Linked DNA regions of Mus musculus: region 2 is linked to region 1. The links are chromatin loops, found by intact Hi-C in ENCODE. Cell type or tissue: left cerebral cortex. All regions are shown on one strand. Each heading gives the region's core, and the rest is flanking DNA. Links, peaks and the distances in the headings are about the cores only. Region 1 has its middle 29 kb from the start of Vmn1r185. Region 2 holds the start of Cyp2g1 (cytochrome P450, family 2, subfamily g, polypeptide 1).

What was found. Hi-C counts contacts between places; a loop is a spot of excess contacts. Peaks named below come from ENCODE experiments on the same cell type or tissue, not always from the same donor. Only the 100,000 strongest peaks of a DNase experiment are listed, where the experiment ranks them.
Region 2: a loop joins it to region 1, with 23 times the contacts of the local background. A loop is called at or near these places in 2 of 42 quality-filtered maps.

Annotation. Positions count from the first base shown.
Region 1 is chr7:26,634,632-26,646,872 of GRCm38, forward strand. No RefSeq gene overlaps it. Among named protein-coding and RNA genes, the nearest start is that of Vmn1r185, 29 kb to the left of the region's middle. In left cerebral cortex, for the core only: no CTCF peak of the experiment used is centred there; no DNase peak of the experiment used is centred there.
Region 2 is chr7:26,803,279-26,815,519 of GRCm38, forward strand. Cyp2g1 (cytochrome P450, family 2, subfamily g, polypeptide 1) reads left to right here and starts at 5,649. Exons shown (of 9, transcript NM_013809.1): 1 at 5,649-5,828; 2 at 6,405-6,567; 3 at 8,121-8,270; 4 at 10,853-11,013; 5 at 11,347-11,523. The coding sequence starts at 5,649. It overlaps Gm51443 (a long non-coding RNA gene), which reads right to left. Exons shown (of 3, transcript XR_003946616.1): 2 at 8,111-8,348; 3 at 4,858-5,905. In left cerebral cortex, for the core only: no CTCF peak of the experiment used is centred there; DNase peaks (open chromatin) are centred at 10,385 and 10,694.

The DNA of each region.
Region 1 (12,241 bases), core at 2,900-10,899:
TCTACTCAAAGGATAAACAGGCTGAGAAAGAAATTAGGGAAACATGACCCTTCACAATAGCCACAAATAATATTACATAACTTGGTGTGATTCTAACCAAGCAAGTGAAAGATCTATATGACAAGAACTTCAAGTCTCTGAAGAAAGAAATCAAAGAAGATCTCAGAAGATAGAAAGTTCTCCCATACTCATGGATTGGCAGGATTAATATAGTAAAAAATGGCTATCTTGCTGAAAGTAATCTACAGATTCAATGCAATCCGCATCAAAATTCCAACCCAATTCTTTATAGAGTTAGAAAAGGCAATTCTCAAATTCATCTGGAATAACAAAAAAACCCAAGATAGCAAAAACTATTTTCAACAATAAAAGAACTTTTGGGGCAATCACCATCCCTGACCTCAATTTGTATTACAGAGCAATAGTGATTAAAACCTGCATGGTATTGGTACAGAGACAGACAGGAAGATCAACTGAATAGAAATGAAGACCCAGAAATGAACCCACAGTCCTATGGTCACTTGATCTTTGACAAAGGAGCTAAAACCATCCAGTAGAAAAAAGACAGCATTTTTAATAAATGGTGCTGGTTCGACTGGAGGTCAACATGTAGAAGAATGCAAATCAACCCATTCTTATCTCTTTATACAAACCTCAAGTCCAAGTGGATTAAGGGACTCCACATAAAACCAGAGACACTGAAGCTTATAGTGGAGAAAGTGGGAAAAGCCTCTAAAATATGGGCATGGGGGGAAATTCCTGAACAGAATATCAATGACTTGTGCTGTAAGATCAAGAATAGACAAATGGAACCTCATAAAATTGCAAAGCTTCTGTAAGCAAAGGGACACTGTCAATAAGACAAAAAGGCCACCAACATATTGGGAAAAGATCTTTACCAATCCTACATCCAATAGAGGGCTAATATTAAATGTATACAAAGGATTCAAGAAGTTACACTCCAAAGAACCAAATAACCCTATTAAAAAATGGAGTACAGAACTAAACAAAGAATTCTCAACTGAAGAATATCAAATGGCTGAGAAGCACCTAAAGAAATGTTCAATATCCTTAATCATCAGGGAAATGCAAATCAAAACAACCCTGAGATTTCACCTCACACCAGTCAGAATGACTAAGATCAAAAACTCAGGTGACAGCAGATGCTGGCAAGGATGTGGTGAAAGAGAAACAAACATTGCTGGTGGGATTGCAAGCTTGTACAACCACTCTGGAAATCAGTCTGACAGTTCCTCAGAAAATTGGGAATAGAACTACCAGAAGATCCAGCAATGCCTCTCCTGGACATATACCCAGAAGATGCTCCAACATGTATTGAGGACACATGCTCCACTATGTTCATAGCAGCCTTATTTATAATAGCCAGAAGCTGGAGAGAACCCATATGTCCCTCAACAGAGGAATGGATACAGAAAATGTGATACATTTACACAATGGAGTACTACTCAGCTATTAAAAACAATGAATTTATGAAATTCTTAGGCAAATGGATGGAGGATATCATCCTGAGTGAAGTAACCTGATCACAAAAGAACACACATGATATGTACTCATTGATAAGTGGGTATTTGCCCAGAAACTTAGAATACCCAAGATACAATTTGCACCCTCATAGAAGCAGGAGGAAGTGGATGTGATAGGGTGTTTCCAGGAGGGAGGGAAACTGGGAAAGGGGATAACATTTGAAATGTAAATAAAGAAAATATCCAATTTAAAAAACACCCTCTATCATCATGAAACGTGATTTTAAGTCAGAGACTTGATTTTCTGGTGTGTTGTGAGATCCAGGGCTTGCTGTGGTGGGAGAACTGGGTTCTGATGATGCCAAGTAGCCTTGGTTTCTGTTGCTTATGTTCTTGCTTGCTATGTACACTACAGTGAAGTTTGCTTGGCAGGCCAAGAGGCCTGGGAGCATTCATGAGGCAAAGAGTTTCACGGAAACTCACCTCCTGGAACTTTGGCATTCTCATAACCCATATACTCATACCCTATCCCCGAGTTAGTCTGGTGTATGGATCCACATGCTCTCTTTTAGTATTATCTTATTATATAAGTGCCTTTTAAGATTGAATTCTGACATAGCTAAGCCTTCACCAGTGTTCCAATGTCCTAGAAAATGCTTGAAGTCAAAGAGCTTAGAAGAAACAGTGAAACTAATTAGGCATTACAAAGAACGGAGCTAGAATAGCTCAGGGCTGGTCTGCAGAGTGTTTACTTGAGGCAGTAGCCAGTCTCACCCATACACAATGGCCTAGCTAATAGGTGGGTTTACCATGTAAAAGTTAGAGAATCTCACTGAGACAGGGATCTTCACTACAGCCAGATATAGCAGGCTACAATGCATATTAGAAGCAAGTTGGTGAATTCTTCTGACAAATGGAGATTATCCACAGATACTTAAAAGTTACACTCATACAGGAATTTATCATGGCCCAGGAAGTAGGGGAGTTGTGGTATTGCATTGTTCATGAGAAGGTCTGCTAGAGCAGAACCCCCTGGTGCTAGCTTTCACAAGGCTCAAAGAGGTAGCAATAATTGTGACTAGGGTGTGAAATCCTTACCTGTCATTAAGCTGACCATAGTCAGGACTGCTTTATCTTTACTGTAAACATTTACCTGGTTCCTGTAAGTCCTTCTGAAGTCATTCCTTTATTTTGTGTCAGGTAACTTCAATGTACTTTGCCTGATGTGACTTCCTAAACCCTTTATTTTCTGTATTATATAAGACTGGTGCTCACTTTGTGACAATACATTCAGATTCTACACAATCTCCTGTGTGCATCTGTCTGTCATTCGCCAACTCCTTGCCCATCTGCACCCAGAGACCCGTTCAACGAAGACAAGGGACCAAAGAGGCTCCGCGGCACTTGCTCTTGCCTTTGGCCATCTAGCTATCTCTGGTGTTAGCTGGTCTTGCTGTCCCTGACTGTGGCTTGTCCCTCCTACAAGCCTGTGTCTCAGTACTCCTGGGAGACCAGCTCTCTCAGAGGCATTTGGGTATGGAGAGCTGTAGCACAGAATCACTTCTTGGCCCAGATGGAAGCTGGAAGGATCCTGTCCTAGGCTGCTCCTCAGCTCTTGTGCCCTGAGGACTCCAGGCTGGTCCCTCTGAACAGAAGTGGTGGTTTTACATGAGCTCACAGGCATGTCAGCACTCCTTGGATAGCAGCTCTCTCTTGGTGGTATTTGGATATGGAGCCCTGTGGCACAGGATCAGAGCCGGACTGTGTTGCAGGATCAGCTCTGGGCACAGACAGAAAGCAGAAGGATAAGTACAATTTTTTACAGACTCTAACTATAACTTTTGAAACATGCTTATTTATGAGTATTAAATATGTATGTGTATATGTATGTATGCATATATGATGAATATATTTCAAACTGGGTACATATACCTGTTAATGAGGAGGGTACCATCTGTCCTCTTCTATCACTCTGCCTAGTCCTTTGAAGCAGGGTCCCTCCCTGAACCTGGGTCTGGAAGTCAGCAAGTCCCAGAAATCTTCTATTTTAACCCTCCAATAATATAATCCAATGTCAGAGGTACATATGAATCTTTTGACTTGTTATATAGGTGCTAGGATACAAACTCCGGTCATCATGACTGTTCAGCATGTGCTCTTAACTGCTGATCCCCAACTATAATAAAAATGATGTGTACTATCTATCTATCTGTCATCTACCATTCATTTGTCTGTATGTATGTATATATATGCATATATACATACATATATATAATCTATCAACCATCTATTATCTATTATCTCTATTTCTGTTTTTCTATCATCTATGTATTTATTCAACCATTCATCATCTATTTATGTATGCATGATGTATTTATCCATCCATCTGTCATCTCTCCCTCTCTCCCCCCTCTCATGTATCATCATAATTGTGTGTATACATGTGTGTTTATGTACAAGTGTACAAATGCATACCTGGTTTCTGAAGAAGCCAAAATAGAACCTCAAATCCCATGAAGCTGGCATTACAGGCAGTTACCAGCAATGTGGCACTAGAGGCAGACTAAGTTCAGGTGGCCTGTACTACCAGCAGTGCCCCCTAACCACTGAATCCCAACTCTATGATTTGAGGGAAGACATTGATGAAGTGGGTCATCACCCAAAAAGGCACAGCTTAGTGAATCTACACAAAGATCAGTTGTCATCAAGACTGGTTCCCATCTTACACCCTGTAGTCACTACATTCTTTTCATTCCAACAAGTGCAGCAAATGTATCTGTGTTTGAAAATCACTTCAATGCAGCAGATATAAACAAAGCCTGCTTCCCTGTTAACATTTAGTCAGTGAGTTTCTTTCATATCATTAACCTGAGCTGTTGATTGTTAGTACATTGTTGCATAAAATTCAATGGAGTGACCCATCTGAAACCATAAATACATCTAAATCAAACATGTGTATAGTTTTGTTTTCTATAGCATTATTCCCCCCCCCCAAAAAAATGGGTGCTGACCATTTCCATAGAATCTAATTTCTATTAGCTACATGGAAATCTAAACTGAGCTAAAGGTCACAAGGGGATGATGGTGGGTTATTTGTAAACATGCAACATTCTATTCAAGGACTTTCAGCACTAGAAGACTTTGATATTCCTAGGACCAATTCCCTGAAGATGCCCAGAGATGGTTGTACTGACAGGTACTAACAGTCTGTACTGTACACATGACTGACAGTCACGACCACCACCAGGGATCATCTATTTCCCTTCCCAAGTAACCCAGTGGATGGGTCAAGTTCATTTTGTGTACATATTGCCAGAGGTATTGATCAGGTTTGAGATGGGTCACAGGAAGGATCTTCTTAGATGAGATGCCAGGAACACCTGGCCAGATGGAAGGGCATATGCATTGATATGAGTGTGTGTGTGTGTGTGTGTGTGTGTGTGTGCACATGTGCATGTGTGTAAGCGTGGGCATGTATTGATATAGGGCCTTAGGTAGCCCAGGCTTGCTCCCCTACTCTACAATACTGGTGGTGCACTGATAAGGACATCTTATTACTCAAAAAAGATCCAGTGGTAAAATAATCCATTAACTCTTAGGTCTTCAGGTGGGTAAGGGTGGCCAGGCAAGTGGTGGCTATTTACCAATCTGTTCCTAAGTGGTTTAAATTTAACAACTTTTTGCTGGTTAATCACACACACCCATGCATACAAACACACAAGCACGCAAACACATACAGACACACACACACACACACACACACACACACACACACACACACACACAGTGTGGCAAAGATGAGCTATGGACAGAGGTGGAGAAAGTGAGAAAAATTCCAGGGTAGGAAAAGAAACATGAGATCTATTGTTTTCAAAATAGACTCAAAACATGTCCTGACCATGGTGGTCACTTCTGTTCAGGAACATCAATTTTTGAATTAATTTTGTCAAGAAGGCACGATTGGTACACACTTGTCATCTTAGAACATAGAAGGCTGTCATTATGCAAATGAGCATCAAGGAGCACAGAGGCTGATGGAAGTTGTAGTTTGAGATCTACTCTGAGGTGCTACTGGGCCCTTCATGATTCATTATCACAAGGGCATCTCAGTGACTTGGACCTTGATTTGCAGCTCCATTTCTCTAGAGCAGACATTTGCTGTCTCTTATTGACATTTCTCAGGAAAGCTGAGATGATGTTGATTCAGAAGTGGAAGAGGAAGAAAGGTTCAGAGAGTGGGAAGAATGGCTGGAGAGACATCAGAAAGATCCAAAGGAAGACAAGTTAAAAGTCTGAGAGACAGACATGTTGATCAATGGAATAGAATTGAAGACCCAGAAATAAAACCACACACTTATAGTCACTTGATCTTTGACAAAAAACAATGAATCCATGAAGTTTTTAGGCAAATGGTTGGAACTAGAAAATATAATCCTGTGTGAGGTAACCCAATCACAAAAGAACACACACGGTATGCACTCACTGATAAGTGGATACTAGCCCAGAAGCTCAGAATACCCAAGATATAATTCACGGACCACGTGAAGCTCAAGAAGAAGGAAGACAAAAGTGTGGATATTTCAGTCCTTCTTAGAATGGGGAACAAAATATCTATGGGAAGAGATACAGAGACAAAGTGTGAAGCAGATACTGAAAGAAAGTCCATCCAGAGACTGCCCTACCTGAGGATCTATCCCATATACAGTTACCAAACCCAGACACTATTGTGGATGTCAACAAGTACTTGCTGACAGGAGCCTGATATAGCTGTCTCCTGAGATGCTCTGCCAGAGTCTGACGAATACAGGAGTTAGAGAAAGGACTGAAGGAGCTGAAGAGGTTTGTATCCCCATAGGAAGAGCAACAGTATCAAGCAACTAGACCCCACCCCTTCCCTGCAGAGCTCCCAGGGACTAAACCATCAACCAAAGAGTAAACAAGGTGGGACTCAAGGCTTCAGCCACATGTAGCAGAGGATGGCCTTATGGGACATCAATGAGGAGAGAGGCCCTGGCCTTGTGAAGGCTCAATGCCCCAGTGTAGAGGAATGCCAGGACAGGGAAGCAGTAGTGTGTGAATTAGTGAGCAGTGGGAGTGGGGATAGGAGGGGGGGTTCAAAGGAGAAATGAGGAAAGGGGATAAAAGTTGAAATGTAAATAAAGAAAATAATCTAATAAAAAAGGGAAAAAAGAAAAATAAATGAAAATAAGAAAGAGAGAGACAGAGAGAGAGACAGAGAGAGAGAGAGAGAGAGAGAGAGAGAGAGAGAGAGAGAGAGAGAGAGAGAGAGAAATGTCTGAGAGTGAAACTCACTAAGCTCAGGGAAGGCTCTACAGAGAATCAGAAACTATAGACAAGCCAGCTCCAGGAAAAGGCCAACAATGGCTCAACATTGTTGTCAGACAACAGCCGTTCAACCACCAGGGTCAATGACTGAACCTGGCATACAAAGACAGCAGGCAGCAGGTTCTGATGGCCTCTGAAACACCACAGAACCTAGAAGTCTGAGAAAGGATGGAGGAAGACTGGCAGATGGGAGTGGAATGTGTGGAAGTTGTGAATCCACACAGGCAATCTCTCAACCTTTTTCTTCCCTTTCTTGCCACTTGGAGTTAACTATAAGCTCAGAGTCAGAATGGTGACCAGGGGGAAGGTGAAGAATGGAGACTAACTATACACATTTACCTCTGAGTCCCAAAATCCTCGTTCCAGTCATGATTAATTGAGTTCCATTAGTGAAGTTGGCCTTTCTGCCTGTGTATATGAATAGCATCACATCTCCTGTACTTCTTTGAGTGAAGTTAGATAAAATGGTAGGGGTTAGTGTATCATATGTGCCAATGGGGTAGCTGGTGTATCTATTCTTTGAGTAGTCTTCCTGCTTCAAATAATATAAGAAACCCTATCATAAGAATGCTAGCAGCTTAAGTTCTAGGTAATGCCAGATTCAGTCTAGGTAATACCCAAGAGATGCCCAGGCCCCTGACCTCCTTGATATTTTCTCATGTGGCCTCCTGATAGGTACCTACGGATAGTTCCAGGATGGCACTATGCTGCAAACACCATCACATTCATGCCAGGTTAGTGAAAGGAACAACCTGCTGCCTTGTTCACCTTTCCTTTGTGAGATCCTGGAACTACAAGTGCCTGGTGCCATGTGCTTAAAGTAGTGTAAGAAAAAGAACAAACAACTCGGTAAAGGACAACACCAGCCTAGAAAGCTGTCTCTTGGCAGCCGTTGGCTATCAGCAGATAGCTCTCAACACAGCTCTGAGAAACTAAATTTTCACCCACTTCACCAAGCTCAGAACCTAGAATCATATTAAAAAAAAAAAAAGGAAAGTTTGACTCCCGGTCTAATCCCAACACTTGGGAGGCAGAAATCTTTCTGGAGAAAGATAAATAGCTTAGGCTGTGAATTCAGTGAGACCTTGCTGCAGTGAAGTGGAGCTCCATCAAGAAAGACACCTAACATTAACTTTAGACTTACACACAAAGGTGAATGTGCATGTGCACATCCACACAAGGTGAGCTCACATACATTCAAACACACATACACTCATGAATGGACACAACACACACACACACACACACACACACAAATATATATATATATATATATGAAAAAGAGTCTTCACTAAGATGCTGCAGCGTCAATTATCAATAAAGCACCTAGACAGATGGCCCATAGACTTTATGGAGATATCTGGTGTTTGTATTCTAATTGACAGATTTGCTAATGGGAAAGTTGGCAAATGGAAATTAATACAACACAGGAAGACTATTCCATTTCCCTTGTATTTTACTGAGAGAGGGTTACAAATAAAACTGATATCCCAATTATTTTTCAGACTACCTCACCATGTGTTCTTGGATAAATCACTTTCTCCAGGAGATGTTCATTCATTAGTAAAACAAAGTGGTTTGATTGGACAACACTTTTCCAAATCTAGTTTCAAGATAACACAAGAATCCTGGAGGAAACTTTGCATTTGTTGAAACCTCCGCTCCTTTTTCTTTAAGGAGTTTGTGTGAAGGAAGGAGACAGTGAAGCATTAGGGGTACTGGTGTGCAATCTTTCCTGGAATCTCTCATATTCTCAGTAGTGATTTTGCTAAGTTCTTAAATGTTCCCATAAAGCAAGTATGGTGACCAAGAATGTGCTTCAAGATGCCAGGGAGGAGTTCACAAGTGCAGGAGAATATAGGAACATCTTCAGAACATGTTTGGACCCCTTAAATGGTTAGTGCTTACACCAGTGCACTGAAAACAACAATATCTCAAGACATCTTGCAGACGTGGGTGACTGTAGGTGATCATGTGGTTATACACAAACACACACACACAGAGGTGGGGGTTGGGGGTGCAACACTGCTGCCTCCACAATTTCGGGCTATGAAAAATCACTACAAGTTGAATATAACCTGTTCTCTCAGGACCCATCCCTTTGGGTGCTTGATTTCTTCTCCTAAAACAACTTGTCTCCTCATTTGGGAAGGTATGCTGTGTTCATTGAAGTGTAGGGACATGTGGATGAGCAAAAAAAAAAAAGAGAGAGAGAGAGAAGTATTGCGGGATCCTCCAGTAGTACTATGTCCAATTTTCTGAGGAACCTCCAGACTGGTTTCCAGAGTGGTTGTAAAAGCTTGCAATCCCACCAACAATGGAGTAGTGTTCCTCTTTCTCCACATCCTTGCGAGCATCTGCTGTCACCTGAATTTTTTATCTTAGTCATTCTGACTGGTATAAGATGGAATGTCAGGGTTGTTTTGATTTGCATTTCCCTGATGATTAAGGATGCTGAACATTTTTTCAGGTGCTTCTCAGCCATTCAGTATTCCTCAGGTGAGAATTCTTTGTTTAGCTCTGAGCCCCTTTTTTAATGGGGTTATTTGATTTTCTGGAGTCCACCTTCTTGAGTTCTTTATATTTATTGGATATTAGTCCACTATCTGATTCAGGATAGGTAAAGATCCTTTCCCAATCTGTTAGTGGCCTTTTTGCCTTATTGATGGTGTCATTTGCCTTACAGAAGCTTGGCAATTTTATGAGGTCCCATTAGTCGATTCTTGATCTTACAGCACAAGCCATTGCTGTTCTATTCAGGAATTTTTCCCATGTGCCCATATCTTTGAGGCTTTTCCCACTTTCTCCTCTATAAGTTTCAGTGTCTCTGGTTTTATGTGGAGTTCCTTGATCCACTTAGATTTGAGCTTGGTACAAGGAGATAGAAATGGATCAATTCACATTCTTCTACATGATAACCACCAGTTATGCCAGCACCATTTGTTGAAAATGCTGTCCTTTTTCCACTGGATTGTTTTAGCTCCCTTGTCAAAGATCAAATGACCATAGGTGTGTGGGTTCATTTCTGTGTCTTCAATTATATTCCACTGGTCTACTTGTTTGTCGCTATACCACTACAATGCAGTTTTTATCACAATTGCTCTGTAGTTCACCTTTAGGTCAGGCATGGTGATTCCACCAGAGGTTCTTTTATCCTTGAGAAGAGTTTTTGCTATCCTAGGTTTTTTGTTATCCCAGATGAATTTGCAGATTGCCCTTTCTAATTCATTGAAGAATTGAGTTGGAATTTTGATGGGGATTGCATTGAATCTGTAGATTGCTTTTGGCAAGCTAGCCATTTTTACTATATTGATCCTGCCAATCCATGAGCATGGGAGATCTTTCCATCTTCTGTGATCTCCTTTAATTTTTTTCTTCAGAGACTTGAAGTTCTTATCACACAGATCTTTTACTTCCTTAGTTAGAGTCACCCCAAGGTATTTTACATTATTTGTGATTATTAAGAAGGGTGTTGTTTCCCTAATTTCTTTCTCAGCCTGTTTATCCTTTGTGTAGAGAAAGGCCATTGAATTTTTTTAGTTAATTTATATCCAGCTACTTCACTGAATCTGTTTATCAGGTTTAGGAGTTCTCTGGTGGAATTTTTAGGGTCACTTATATATACTATCATATCATCTACAAAAAGTGATAGTTTGACTTCTTCTTTTTCAAGTTGTATCCCCTTGATCTCCTTTTGTTGTCTAATTGCTCTGGCTAGGACTTCAAGTACTATGTTGAATAAGTAGGGAGAAAGTTGTATAGTCCCTGATATTAGTATGATTGCTTCCAGCTTCTCACTATTTACTTTGATGTTGGCTACTGGTTTGCTGTAGATTGCTTTTATCATATTTAGGAATCGGCCTTGAATGCCTGATCTTTACAAGACATTTATCATGAATGGGTGTTGGATTTTGTCAAATGCTTTCTACGAATCTAACAAGATGATCATGTGGTTATTGTCTTTGAGTTTGTTTATATAATGGATTACGTTGATGGATTTCCATATATTAAACCATCCCTGCATCACTGGAATGAAACCTACTTGGTCAGGATGGATGATTGTTTTGATGTGTTCTTGGATTCTGTTAGCGAGAACTTTATTGAGGATTTTTGCATCAATATTCATAAGGGAAATTGGTCTGAAGTTCTCTATCTTTGTTGGGTCTTTCTGTCGTTTAGGTATCAAAGTAATTGTGGCTTCATAGAATGAATTGGGTAGAGTACCTTCTGTTTCTATTTTGTGGAATAGTTTGTGAAGAACTGGAATTAGATCTTCTTTGAAGGTCTGATAGAACTCTGCACTAAACCCATCTGGTCCTGAACTTTTTTTGTTGTGAGACTATTAATGACTGCTTCTATTTCATTAGGGGATATAGGACTGTTTTGATCATTAACCTGATCCTGATTTAACTTTGATACATGGTTAGAAACTTGTCCATTTCATCCAGGTTTTCCACTTTTGTTGAGTATAGCCTTTTGTAGAAGGATCTGATGGTGTTTTGGATTTCTTCAGGATCTGTTGTTATGTCTCCCTTTTCATTTCTGATTTTGTTAATTAGGAGGCTGTCCCTGTGCCCTCTAGTGAGTCTGGCTAAAGGTTTATATATCTTGTTGATTTTCTCAAAGAACCAGCTCCTCCTTTGGTTGATTCTTTGAATAGTTCTTCTTGTTTTCACTTTCTCGATTTCAAACCTGAGTTTGATTATTTCCTGTTGTCTACTCCTCTTGGGTGAATTTGCTTCCTTCTGTTCTAGACTTTTAGGTGTGTTGTCAAGCTGCTAGTGTGTGCTCTCTCTAGTTTCTTTTTGGAGGCTCTCGAAGCTATGAGTTTTCCTCTTAGAAATGCTTTCATTTTGTCCCATAATTTTGGGTATGTTGTGTCTTCATTTTCATTAAAGTCTAAAAAGTCTTTAATTTCTTTCTTTATTCCTTCCTTGACCAAGGTATCATTGAGGAGAGTGTTGTTCAGTTTCCATGTGAATGTTGGCTTTCTATTATTTATGTTGTTATTGAAGATCAACCTTAGTCCATGGTGGTCTGATAGGATGCATGGGCCAATTTCAATATTTTTATATCTGTTGAGGCCTGTTTAATATGGTCAATTTTGGAGAAGGTAACATGAGGTGCTGTGAAGAAGGTTTATCCTTTTGTTTTGGATAAAATGTTCTGTAGGTATCTGTTAAATCCATTTGTTTCATAACTTCTGTGAGTTTCACCATGTCGCTGTCTAGTTTCTTTTTCCACAATCTGTCCATTGATGCAAGTGGTATGTGGAAATCTCCCACTATTATTTTGTGAGGTGCAGTGTGTGCTTTGAGCTTTACTAAAGTTTCTTTAATGAATGTGGCTGCCCTTGCATTTGGTGCATAGATATTCAGAATTGAGAGTTCCTCTTGGAAGGTTTTTACCTT
Region 2 (12,241 bases), core at 2,953-10,952, 170 kb after region 1:
GGATGATCATTAAAAAGAGGCAAAACAAAAGTAAGAATCAAGAAAGAGAAACTAAAGGTGGGTGTCTACCTTATGAAAAACATCTTAGGGCCTGAAATGAGAGTTCTGTTTTATTTCTCTTTCTGAGATTATACAACCTCAATTAATATTAGGTATTCGAAATCCATTCATTTTCCTGTGATTTTGTGATTTCATTTTTCTTTCAGAGCAGAACAGGATTTGATTTCAGGTAAATATTGGATTGTCATTATCCATTCACCTGTTGATAAACTTGTACATTGGTTTCATTTCCTTACTACAGTGTATAATAGGACCTTTGTGTATCTGTGAGCTATACAAATAATGACATATAGGCTTGTTAATATTTTAAAGCTTAGACCTTAGATGAGCTGCCTCTCAGCCACTCTTACCAGAGTAACCCTGGCTCTACATCCTGCCACATGACCGGGTTTATCTCTCTGCTCCACTCTGGTTTGTCTACCTCTGTGTCCTCTGGCAAATCTCCTCCTCTGATTTCTTCTCCCACAGACCCTCTCTCTGACCAAAAGATCTTCCTGCCCAGCTATTGGCCATCAGCTTTATATTGTAGTCATATGGGCCAGCTATTTCACCCCTGGGCATCTGCCCAGCAAACAGATACAATCAGATACAATTCTAGATTACCTTAGACAGGTGAGGAAGAATGAAGATTTACAAAATATGAGACGGGTGATGGGCCATAGAAATAACAATACCAAAATCCAGCTAGCATTTATTTCTAGCTCTCTGCCAATGGCTATGCAGAGACATGTCTTCACACAAGGTACCCCAACAGTAGTGACTAGAGCAGCAATGAGCATGGAGGTGTAAGTATCTTTATGGTAAGCTTTGGGGTTCACTGAGCAGATGCCCAGGGGTGAAATAGCTGGGTCATATGGCAGTTTGTGGGTTTTGTTGTTGTTGTTGTTGTTTATTTTGTTTTGTTTTGTTTTTGAGAGACCTCCAAAAGGATTTCTATGATGCATGCATGTATATATGTAAGCGAATGTACACACATGTGTGTAGTATAGGGTGTAGAAGGGAGATGAAGAAAGGGTATTATTAGGAGATGAAGAAGGACAGAATACAGCTAAAGGACATTTGAATCCTTAAAGAGGATGTAAAGCTGATTGCTTTTCTGATTTCTTTAGAAAGAAAGACCTCCTACAGCAGATCCAAGACAAAGAAATGACATATTCAGTCTGCCTAGAATTCCCACCCCTTCTCCTGGACACAGGACACCTCAGCTTAGCCAGCTAAACCTTCCTCATTCTCTCTGCTGAGTTCTCTTTATGTAGCCCCAGGCCGGCCCTAAATCCTGCTTTAGCTGATGAGATTACCAGTATGGGGGGCCATGTCTGACTCCAGCTCCATTCTCAGAACTTGCAGATAAATAAAGGAGACTCCATTTCCAAATGTGAGAACCCAGACATCTGAGAAGAGTGTCAGATCCATGTGACAGTGCCCATTAGACAGAGAAAGAGAACAATAGCCTGCAACTTTAGGGACAGGATAGAAAATTTTGCAGATATTTGGCACAAAAAGAACTGGAAACTATTTATATTCTTAAGGACAGTGACTGCTAGGCAGTATCTCTAATGGTGACTCTAATCCATAAGGCAGTTCAGAGGGGCTCTCTGCAACTTAGACATTATATCATGAAGATAGGGTAAATCAACCTAATCTAATCTTATATCATTATTTGTATCTAGAGTAGATGAGAATTTGTATGAAATCCTATAAAAATTAGTTTACTTCTTTTATAGTACTTTATTGAATACTTATACATGAATATGTGTTTCTAACAAATCTATGCCCATTGCCCACCCTCCAATTCCTCTCCTATATCCCTGCCATTTTTCCTCCCCGTTTCTCTCTCTCTTTCTCTCTCTATCTCTCACTCGCTCACTCTCCCTCACTTGCTCACTCTTGCACATGCACACACACACACACAAAGTCTATTTGGTATTGCTCAAATGTACATGGGTGTGGGACCATTACTGGAGCTAGGGCAGCCTCTCAGGTTCTGCACCTCTGCAGAAAACTGACTCTCTTCCAGTAGCCATCAATTACCAATAGCTCTTCAGGTAAGGATGTGGGACACCACACACACACACACACACACACACACACACACACACACATACACATACACACATCCATGCTGTCATTATGGCTGGCTTGATTTTGTGCAAGCTTTCTGCCTGAAGTCCTAGCCATTGTGAGTTTATGAGAACAACTATGTCATGTCTAGAAAACACTCTTTCACTCCACACATCTACTCTGCTTGGCTCTTCCCCCTCTTCTGTGATGATTCCTGAGTCTTGAGTATATGTATGTGTGATATAGTTGTCCCATTTAAATCTGAGCATTCCACAGTCTCTCATTAACTTCATATTGATTGGTTGTGGACCTCTGTATTAACTATCTACTACAAAAAAGTTTATTTGATAAGGGTCAAGAGAGGCACTAGTCTACGAGTATAAAGGTAAAAACTTAATGAATCACTTATTACAATTACTATGTCCATTTAGCAGAAAGACAGCATCAGGTTCTCTTCTATGACCTATATCTTAGCTAATAATAGGGGTTTGACCCAGTTAATGATGCCATGCACAAGTTTCATCCTGTGAAGCAGGCTTTAAATCTGATCAAAAGTGGTTGGTTACTCCCTTAACATTTGCCCCACTATTGCAGCAGTGAACATATCTTGCCAGGAGTTTACAGTTGGAGAAAACAATTAATTACCTTTCTCCCTAATAGCATGCATAGAACCTTCCAAACCTATGAAAAATAATCAATAGGACTAAAACTTCTAGGCAGTACCAACTTAGTACCTGTATGTCCTGTAATTCATAGATACAGTGCTGTAAGGAGTGGAAGAAGCCCTGAGTAAATGTGTATTATTGATGTGAGCACATGACATGCACCAAAGCCTCAGATGCATGAAAAATTGGCAAAGCCTTTCTCTATATGGCACAGGCTTGAAATTGGTTAAAATTTTCTTCCCTTGGTCAAAGTATGAGTATTTATGGAAAACTGATCAGTATGTACAAAAGCTGGTAACAACAGCTTCCTACTCCTGGTTGCTTATAGCCTGAGACAGCTCATTCACACAGAGACCTTCCACAGAGACTAGCTAAACCCTCCCCTGTGCTGTACATAAGAAACACACTAAGGTTCTGAGTTGCAGCCATAGTAGGTGCAGCTCCATCATAGCATGCATACCTCACCTGACTCCAGCTTTCTGTGTGGTTGTATGTATGCCTGTCCTTTCTTTATTGCCTTGCCTCCCTTAATCAGGATTCAAGACCTGAGACATATGGCTCAAGATACAATGTCTTCAGTTACAGGGTCTTACAGTTACTCTTAGGAGGGAGACCCATGCAATGGCAATAAACTGTAATGTTTGGGAGAGTCTATAACACCACTGACAAGAACTCCAAAGAGGTAATTCACACCTGGCATTCTTTATGCTTTGTTTTGATAGCCTATGGTGTCTGGGGAGGCACTGCCCCTCTAATATAGGGTACTCCATTTAGATCTCCTTCTGTCCATGTATATGTGTCTATCTTAGGAAGTGTCTAGACTAGTAGATTTCAGCAGAATGTTTTCAACCATCTGTAACTTACTTTCAATGCAATCCTAAATTTGCAACCTTTTGATTTCTTTAGTTTCTCCCTCTCTTCCACTTTCCTTCCTTTCTTCCTTTCCTTCTTTCTTTCTTCACCACAAACTAAAAGATGAACAGAATGATTCACTCCAGTAGTTTGAGACAGTAAAAATAACCGTATTCCTATTTGACAGAGGGTGAAATTGAAGCCTCCGAATAGATGGCTTCCCAGTGAATAAAAATGGCTAAAACTCAAACCCAGATAGTCCCTAAATGTTTGAACTCAATAACTGCCACAGACTGGACTCAGTCCGTCCCTCAGTCAGCGAGAGAATCAGGGTTTCAGTAATCAGGCGAGCAAGGAGTCGGCACAGATGACAAACAGACACGGACACAGAGAGAGTGCTGTATCTGAATGTAATTTCTCAAAGCGAGCATCATATTTTTAATGCAGAAAAAAAAGGGAAGTTAGGTGACACATCAGCCAAGGTACAATAAGGTTACTGGATGCTTGATGACTCTTACACAAAACAGCGGAATGCATACATAAAGACTGGCAGAAACTAGGGGATAAACTGAGACAAAGTCAGCACTATCTGAGGTCAGCTATATTCTTAGAGGCCAGGTGTGAGGTCTTTACACTCCAAGGGCATGGCTTTCATGCCCAAGCCATAGTGCTAATTAGGAAGTTCTTCTCTAGCTAACCTTCTCATGAATAATGCAAAACTCTAGTTCCTCCTCAAACCACAGCCCGATCTACTTCCTAAACCATTGTAAATTCCTGTATATGGGAGTGACCCGACTTTTATTCTAAGTGTTTGTGTGAGGGACTTTCTACTAATAAGTAATGTAGTTTACCATACATAACTATAATAAGAATTCTAAACTTACTTTGCTAAGCTTGCCCTGAGATTTCTAACTCTATGTAGTAGTTAGTAATGCCTGATTTCTTTCACTATCTCTCTTACAATACTAGAGATAATTCTAAATGTCACTGAATAGGTAACATTCTTACTGAATTCCAAGCCCAGTGTCAGCTCAAGGACTACCTAGGACATTGGTGAAGGCCAGGAAGCAAAGTTCAATTTTGCTTAGGTATTTGGCAAGTCATTGCTTAGAGGCACCTATAATAAAACAATACTGAAAGAAAGCACACAGATCCATTCACTGACTAACGAAAGGGCAAGTTTGGAGCATTTGTTTTACAGGATGCCAAGGCTCCAGGAGACTAAGTTTTCATGAAACTTTTTGCCTCGGGACTGCATACAAGCTTTAGGGCCCATCACAAAGTCACTTCTGGAGTGGGTGTGACAAATCACCAATGTTTGGTGGTTTTTCAATGATCTAATGAGCAGTACCAAGGAATTGAAGTTGAAATAGAGATTCAACAGAACCAGAGGACTTCAGACAATTACCAGTTCAGAGTCCACCTAGGTTCTCTGATGCTTTACTCCAAGAGAGCTAAGGGTTCAAAGCTGGAACAGAGTAAAAATGACAAATACACAAAGTAATCCTCACCACTTTTATCAAAGCTGTTCAGAAAGAGAGAAGTCTCAGGGCTGAGTGGGTGCTGTTTGCATAATGTCCTTGGACTTGCTAAACTCAAGAATGAAACATCTTACCCCTGGCATTCTTTGGGCAGGTGGAGGCATTCCTCCTAAGGCAAAAAACAAAAGTCTAAGAGAGGAAAGTTCACACAGCAGGATAATATCAGAAAGTCTATACTTTATGAAGATAACCTATAAACAGATGCCACAAAGACTATGAAGCTGAGGGGCAGGTGGGAAAGTTGAACTATGAAGAAAGGAGATAGGGTTTTCCTGCATGAAATCAATATACCTCTGCGCAGGTGAGATATTACGTAACTCCACACCTACCAAGCAATTTGTTTATTGATGGCATAATACTGGTGGGATAATTTGACTCCCACAGGATTCACATTTCAATATAAGCTGATCTCCTAGAAGCTATTTAGGCAAGCTCTGGATCCCAAGGCACAAGCCCTCAACTTAGCACCATGATGCTGGGAGGAGCCTTCAGCATCTTTATGGCACTTTGTTTGTCTTGCCTGCTCATCCTGATTGCTTGGAAGAGGACCAGTAAGGGAGGAAAGCTGCCCCCCGGCCCCACACCAATACCGTTTTTGGGAAACTTCTTACAAGTCCGCACTGATGCCACATTTCAGTCCTTCCAGAAGGTTAGTGTGCTCATTTCTTCTTATAGTGATGAAGGTCACAGATGGCACAGCTGAGGTCACACAGAAACTCATCACTTCTAAACGCAGATTCAGAAACAAACTTTAGGAAACATAGGATTCTGAAATTACAGGATCTTAAAAGCAAGGGGGAAAAAATCTTAGAAACACTGAGTACTCTAGGCAGAATCCCCTTTTTCTCAGGACTTTAGCTCATGATCTAAGGATTAGGGGGAACCTCATTTCTTTAAGCCCAACTTTCATATTCAAATTGTCTTAGAGTTTTAAGATGCCAGAAACCTAGCATTTCCAAGAGTGTGGTTGTAGATCTCAGAGTTCAGCTAGTCTGACCCCATTATTTTATAAACAAAACTAAGATGTACAAAATTAGGAATATTTGCTGTCTGAGGTCACAGGAGTCATTCTGTGTTTTTTTTTCCCCAGTAGCCCTTTCAAGCTCAAAACCTTCCTCTAGTCTACCTTTTCATTCTCCTAGAATCTCTGCCCTCTACAATGCCCTGACACAGCTCTGTCATGCTCCAATTTACTCCTTCCTTCAGTATCTTTCTTCACTCTCAGCTCCAGAAAAAATATGGCTCTGTGTTCACTGTGTACTTCGGTCCAAGGCCAGTGGTTGTCTTATGTGGACATGAGGCAGTGAAGGAGGCCCTGGTGGACCAGGCAGATGACTTCAGTGGCCGTGGTGAAATGCCTACACTAGAGAAGAACTTCCAAGGTTATGGTAAGTAGCATCAATAACAACAGAAATGATTGCCATGGACTCAGTGTGTTCAAGGGTCTCTGATAAATGACTCAGGAGACTCTCCTACACTAACTCCCTTGAGAAGGCTGTGACTGCTCTGCTAATTTTGGAAGAGCAAACACTGATGATGAGAAAGGTTAGATAGTGTTGCACAGTATGTTTGAGGGCAGCTTTGTTTTTAAACTCCAGAAGTTGGACTCTATACTGCCTGCTGTGCTATTTTTATCCTTACTTTTAATGAATTGCTATGTGATATCACTTGTGTACCCTCCCAAAACCTTCATAACTAAGCTTAGTTCTTATCTTCCCAGATGTATATGCATATCTGCCACAAGAATATGTTCCTATCTGCCCATATCCATATGCATATGCGTATATAACACAAATAATTCTTATCTAGTGTTATCCATGAATTCACTCATACTTGCCTTCAAATACACTGACTCACCTCCCTCTTTTCATCTATCATCTATCTATCTATCTATCTATCTATCTATCTATCTATCTATCTGTCTGTCTGTCTGTCTGTCTTTATATCAATACACACTTTCTCAATTCTACTCATTTGTCCATAAATCCACCAAAATATATTCATTTTCCTTTATATGCAAACATCCTATTATTCATATCTTCAATGTTCTATTTATCCATGAATCCACCCATTGTTCCATTCATACAATGAACTTTATATCATTCACACACCTATTAATCTTTCTATCCAGTCACTCTTCTGTCCACCCATCTATTTATTAATCCATCTTTTCTTCTGGCCACTATCTGTTCATCTTAATCCCTCTACCCACTAACACTTTACTCAGACATTGACTCTTTCAACCTCATAGACAGACAGACAGACAGACAGACAGACAGACAGGCATTTACCCACCCGTTCACCACACTATACATCATTCCAGTCTAGAGCACTGGTTGCTCATCTTGGTGACCTAAGTCTGATTGCCTGCACTCGGGCTCACGACCATCTATAGCTCCAGTTTCTGGGAATCTGATGCCCTCATCTAGCCTCCACCATTCCACTCTTCATTTCACTTATCAATATATTATAAAGTGATCTTATTAAATTTCCAAGCAGTTCATCAATCCTTCTATCAGGTGATTTCTACTATAGTCTTCATGCAAGGTTACTCTTTTTTGTATAGGTGTATTGATGTGAGCTTCTGTGTCCACACATATACGTATTTGTTTTTTCTTTTTTAAAAATCCATCCAATACCCAGAAAATAGTTAATATTTCCATTGAAGGGATAGTCTATATGGCATTCATCCTTACCTCATACACTCTAGGCATTAAACATGAAAGTAAGTCAATTACAGCTTGCCATCCTGTAAGAAAACTTTCTTGCTGTCCCTGACTTTTCATGCCTTATTCCCTGTTTCTTCAGTCTTGAATATTTTGGAAAGAATCTTGATTTCCCATTGAATATTGAAGGTTGAGCTTTCATAATCTTGTCTACCACAGAGTTGAGCACAGAAAGGGGAGAGGGGACAGGAGCCTGATCACTGACCTCCTGGCAGGTTTAGCTCTGTCCAATGGAGAACGATGGAAGATTCTTCGGCGTTTTTCCCTGACCGTCCTTCGAAACTTTGGGATGGGGAAGCGGAGCATTGAGGAGCGGATCCAGGAGGAGGCTGGCTACCTACTGGAGGAGCTCCATAAGGTCAAGGGTATGGAGATCACATTGGGTGACTGGATGTTTACAGAGAGCTCAGTTATGGGGAGGCTTGTGTTGGTGGGAAAAAGACCTGGAATAGGAAAGAATGAGAGCCATTAAGAGTTTGTAGAGATTTCCTGTAAGATTCCATGTTAAAAATAAACTGAAAGATTCTGAGAGAGAACTTGGCCAGAAATGTTCATCAGCAGATCTCAGAGGTCTGTAACTCAAGAAGCCATACATAATTCTAGTGTGGTGGGTGAGCTTGTGTCTTTTCCTAGATGAAGGATAAAATTTTGCTATGTTATACATGCTTTATTACAATGAAGAAAACAACACAGAACTCCCCGTCTTTACCATTTTTAAAAGTAGGTAGGATTTGTTGGGCTGGAGAGGTGGCTCAGCAATTAAGAGCACTGGCTATTCATCCAGGAGATCAAGAGTTTGATTCCTAGCACCCACATGAGACTCACAACTGTCTGTAATTCCAGTTGAAGGGGATCCAATGCCCTTGTCTGGCCTCTGCAGGTACCAGGCATGCATACAGTACAAAGACATATGAGAGAGAGAGAGAGAGAGAGAGAGAGAGAGAGAGAGAGAGAGAGAGATTGTGAGTGTGTGTGTGTGTGTGTGTGTGTGTGTGTGTGTGTAAGACAGAGAGACAGGACAGGCTTGGGGGGGGAGGGGAGGTCACTATGCAACCAGGCTGGCTTTGAACTTGTTTCAGTTAAAAACTCTCTCTCTCTCTCTCTCTCTCTCTCTCTCTCTCTCTCTCTCTCTCACACACACACACACACACACACACACACACACACACAGACACAGTCACACACATTTTCTTCAGGTAACAAATCTCTCAAATATTTTATTACGTTAATTTTTTGCAAAATTACAATATATTAATCATATTCTTTCCCATCCCAACTCTTTTCAGATCATCCCCATCTCCCTACCCACCCAGCCTCATCACTTCCTCTCAAAATAAAATAAAACAGCAAAAATCAAAACACTTCTACCAGTAAAGTTATTTGCAATTGAGACCTGCTGTAAAGGGAAAACAAGTTTTCTCCAAGATAGTGTCAATGGATATATCAACCACACTCCAGAGAAGTCCTGACACCCAGGAGTAGTGATGAACACAAGAGACTCTGGGTTTGTTGTTGCTGTTCTTGTGGTTTATCTGTGATTTTTGTTTTATTACAGTTTTTAAAGGTGTCTACTTCCCAGTGTAAAATAAGCTATGGAGCCAATAAAAGTCAAAAGAGAAAAGACAAAGGTTGAGAAATACAGAAACAAGTAGATAAGAGACATAGACACATACCTCTTTAAACCCTTGTCTGGACTCTGTAGACAAATAAGGAATCTACTCATGGCTTTGAACGGCCTTGTACCTCCAGACGCAATCTGCTATGGTGTACATCAAGAATGTATATGCATGGTTCTGGAGAAATTGACTCCACACCATTTACTTGATAAGCATCCAATGTTATAGATAATACATCTGAGACCTAGTGAAATATTTTCTTTTTCATATATATTTATGTTTGATGTGTGTGTGTGTGTGTGTGTGTGTGTGTGTGTGTGTGTGTGTGTGTGTGTATGTTCACGTGTATGGATGCACTTGTATGCACATGTACTTGCACATGTGTTTGGAGGCCAGAGGTTGACATCAGATGTATTCCTTAATCCTTCCTACTTCTTTTTACTGATTTATTCGTAGATTATCGCTGTACCCAGAGCCCATCAATACCACAAATCTAGCTAGCCAGCTTTCCTCAGAGGACTTCTGACTCCATCTCTCAAGTGCTAAATCAGAAACCGGTTGCTACACTTTTTAAAAAGGTCCACCTTCTTATTTGGGTGCTCAAGGTTCTAACTCCAATCTAAAAGGTTATGAAGCAAATGAATTGTCGTTTTCCCCAGCCCCTGGAAGAATTTTTCAATAAGCTAAATGGATTTTTTTTAGTAGACCTCGACTAAATTCAGGGTTTCTTTTTAAAATTATGTTATTGCTATTTTATGAGTACAGATGTTTCGCATGCACATAAGCCTGTGCACCATATGCATGCCTGATGTGCCAGAAGCCAGAAGATTCTTCAAACTGGAGTTACAGATGGTTCTGAGCTGCTGTGTGGGTGCTGGGGATTACAACCTGGGTCCTTTGCAAGAGCAGTCAGTGCTCTTAACCACAGAGCAGCCTCTTCAGCTCCTCAGATGTGTGTTTGTTTTGTTTTGTTTTGTTTTGTTTTGTTTTGTTTTGTTTTCCCAAATGTGTCCTCTGTTACTTTCCATCGACCACATACTTAGGTAACAGTGACAGAAATATCATGTTGAACTTCTCTACTATTCCTTGAGTGCTTATTCCAGACTGGAAGCCATGCCAGGCATTTTACATGCAATTATCATATCGAATGCTCACAGATCAACTGGAAGATTTCCAAACCAGGTTGCAGTTTGGAAAACCTAGACTCAGATATGATAATGAGGCACTCATACATATGGATAGGCAGCAGACTCAGAGCTCTGTGCCAGCACTGTGTAATTGCCTGCCCTACCTCACTTGTTTGTCTCCAACAAAGTCCATTTCCACCCCAGGAGCTCCCATAGATCCCACCTTATACCTGAGCCGCACTGTGTCCAACGTCATCTGTTCCGTGGTCTTCGGAAAACGCTTCGACTATCAGGACCAGCGTTTCCAGAGCCTCATGAGGATGATCAATGAGAGCTTTGTGGAGATGAGCAAGCCCTGGGCACAGGTGTTTACTAGTCACTAGGCAACTCCCCGTACACCCTTCATTCTCAAAGCAAGCACATTCCTGTACTTTACCTAGCCCTCCTCCCTTCATCCCTTGGAGGCCCTTAAATTTGTCCAAGTATTCAAGAAGCAAACAGTAACACCCAAAGCTCAGGCCCATAGGGTGACTTTGTGTAGCTCAGGCTGGCCTTGAACTGCTGATCCCTCCTCCTCAGGCTTCCTTGTGCTGTAATTAAGAGTGTGTCCTAGCTCCAGCTCAATGGCATTAGAACTTTGCCCATCTGGTCCCTGATGCCCATGACTGACACATGCCCCCTTTACCTCTGCCCTGCAGTTATATGATATGTACTGGAAAGTCATGCAGTATTTTCCAGGAAGACACAACTACCTCTACAACTTGATAGAAGACCTTAAGGACTTCATTGCATCCAGGGTCAAAATCAATGAAGCATCCTTTGACCCCTCAAACCCTAGGGACTTCATAGATTGCTTTCTCATCAAGATGCACCAGGTACCTCTTCCCCTTACACTGGTCTTTCTGTCTTCTGAAACCTTCATTCTTGCCATGACAAAACCCATCTACAACTATGGGGGTGGGGGTGACAAGGGAAAGTACTGTTTCATGTAGTTTATTTTGATCTCTAGAAAAAAAAATATAGAAACTATAGAAATGTAAGCCTCTTGCACCTTTAAAATAAACTCCTTTAAAATTAATAAAATCAGATTTATTTTAGCACACGCTATATATTTGTCAGGATTCTCTAGAGCAGTGGTTTTCACCCTTCCTAATGTTTTGACCCTTTAATAGGGGTCTCCATGTTGTGGTGACCCCCACCATAGATTGGGAATCTCATTGCTTACTTCTTAAGCGTAATTTTGTTACTGTGATGAGTTGTGACTTAAATATTTGCGATGTGACACCTGTTTGGGTTGTGACCCACAGATTAAGAACTACTGCTCTAAAAGAACAGACCCGCCCCCCCCCCTCTCTCTCTCTCTCTCTCTCTGTGTGTGAGTTTGGGATTTATTAGAATGACTTACAGGCTATGGGTCATCTAGTCTACCAATGGAAGGTCCAAAAATTCAATAATTGTTCAGCCTGTGAGGTTGGATGTCTCAGCTGGTCCTCAGACTATGCAAGAATTCAGAAGAAGTCAGCTCAAACACCAGTGAAGGAAATAGACTTGTCAGCAAGAATGAAGCTGAGCAGGCAAAGAGAGAGCCAGCTT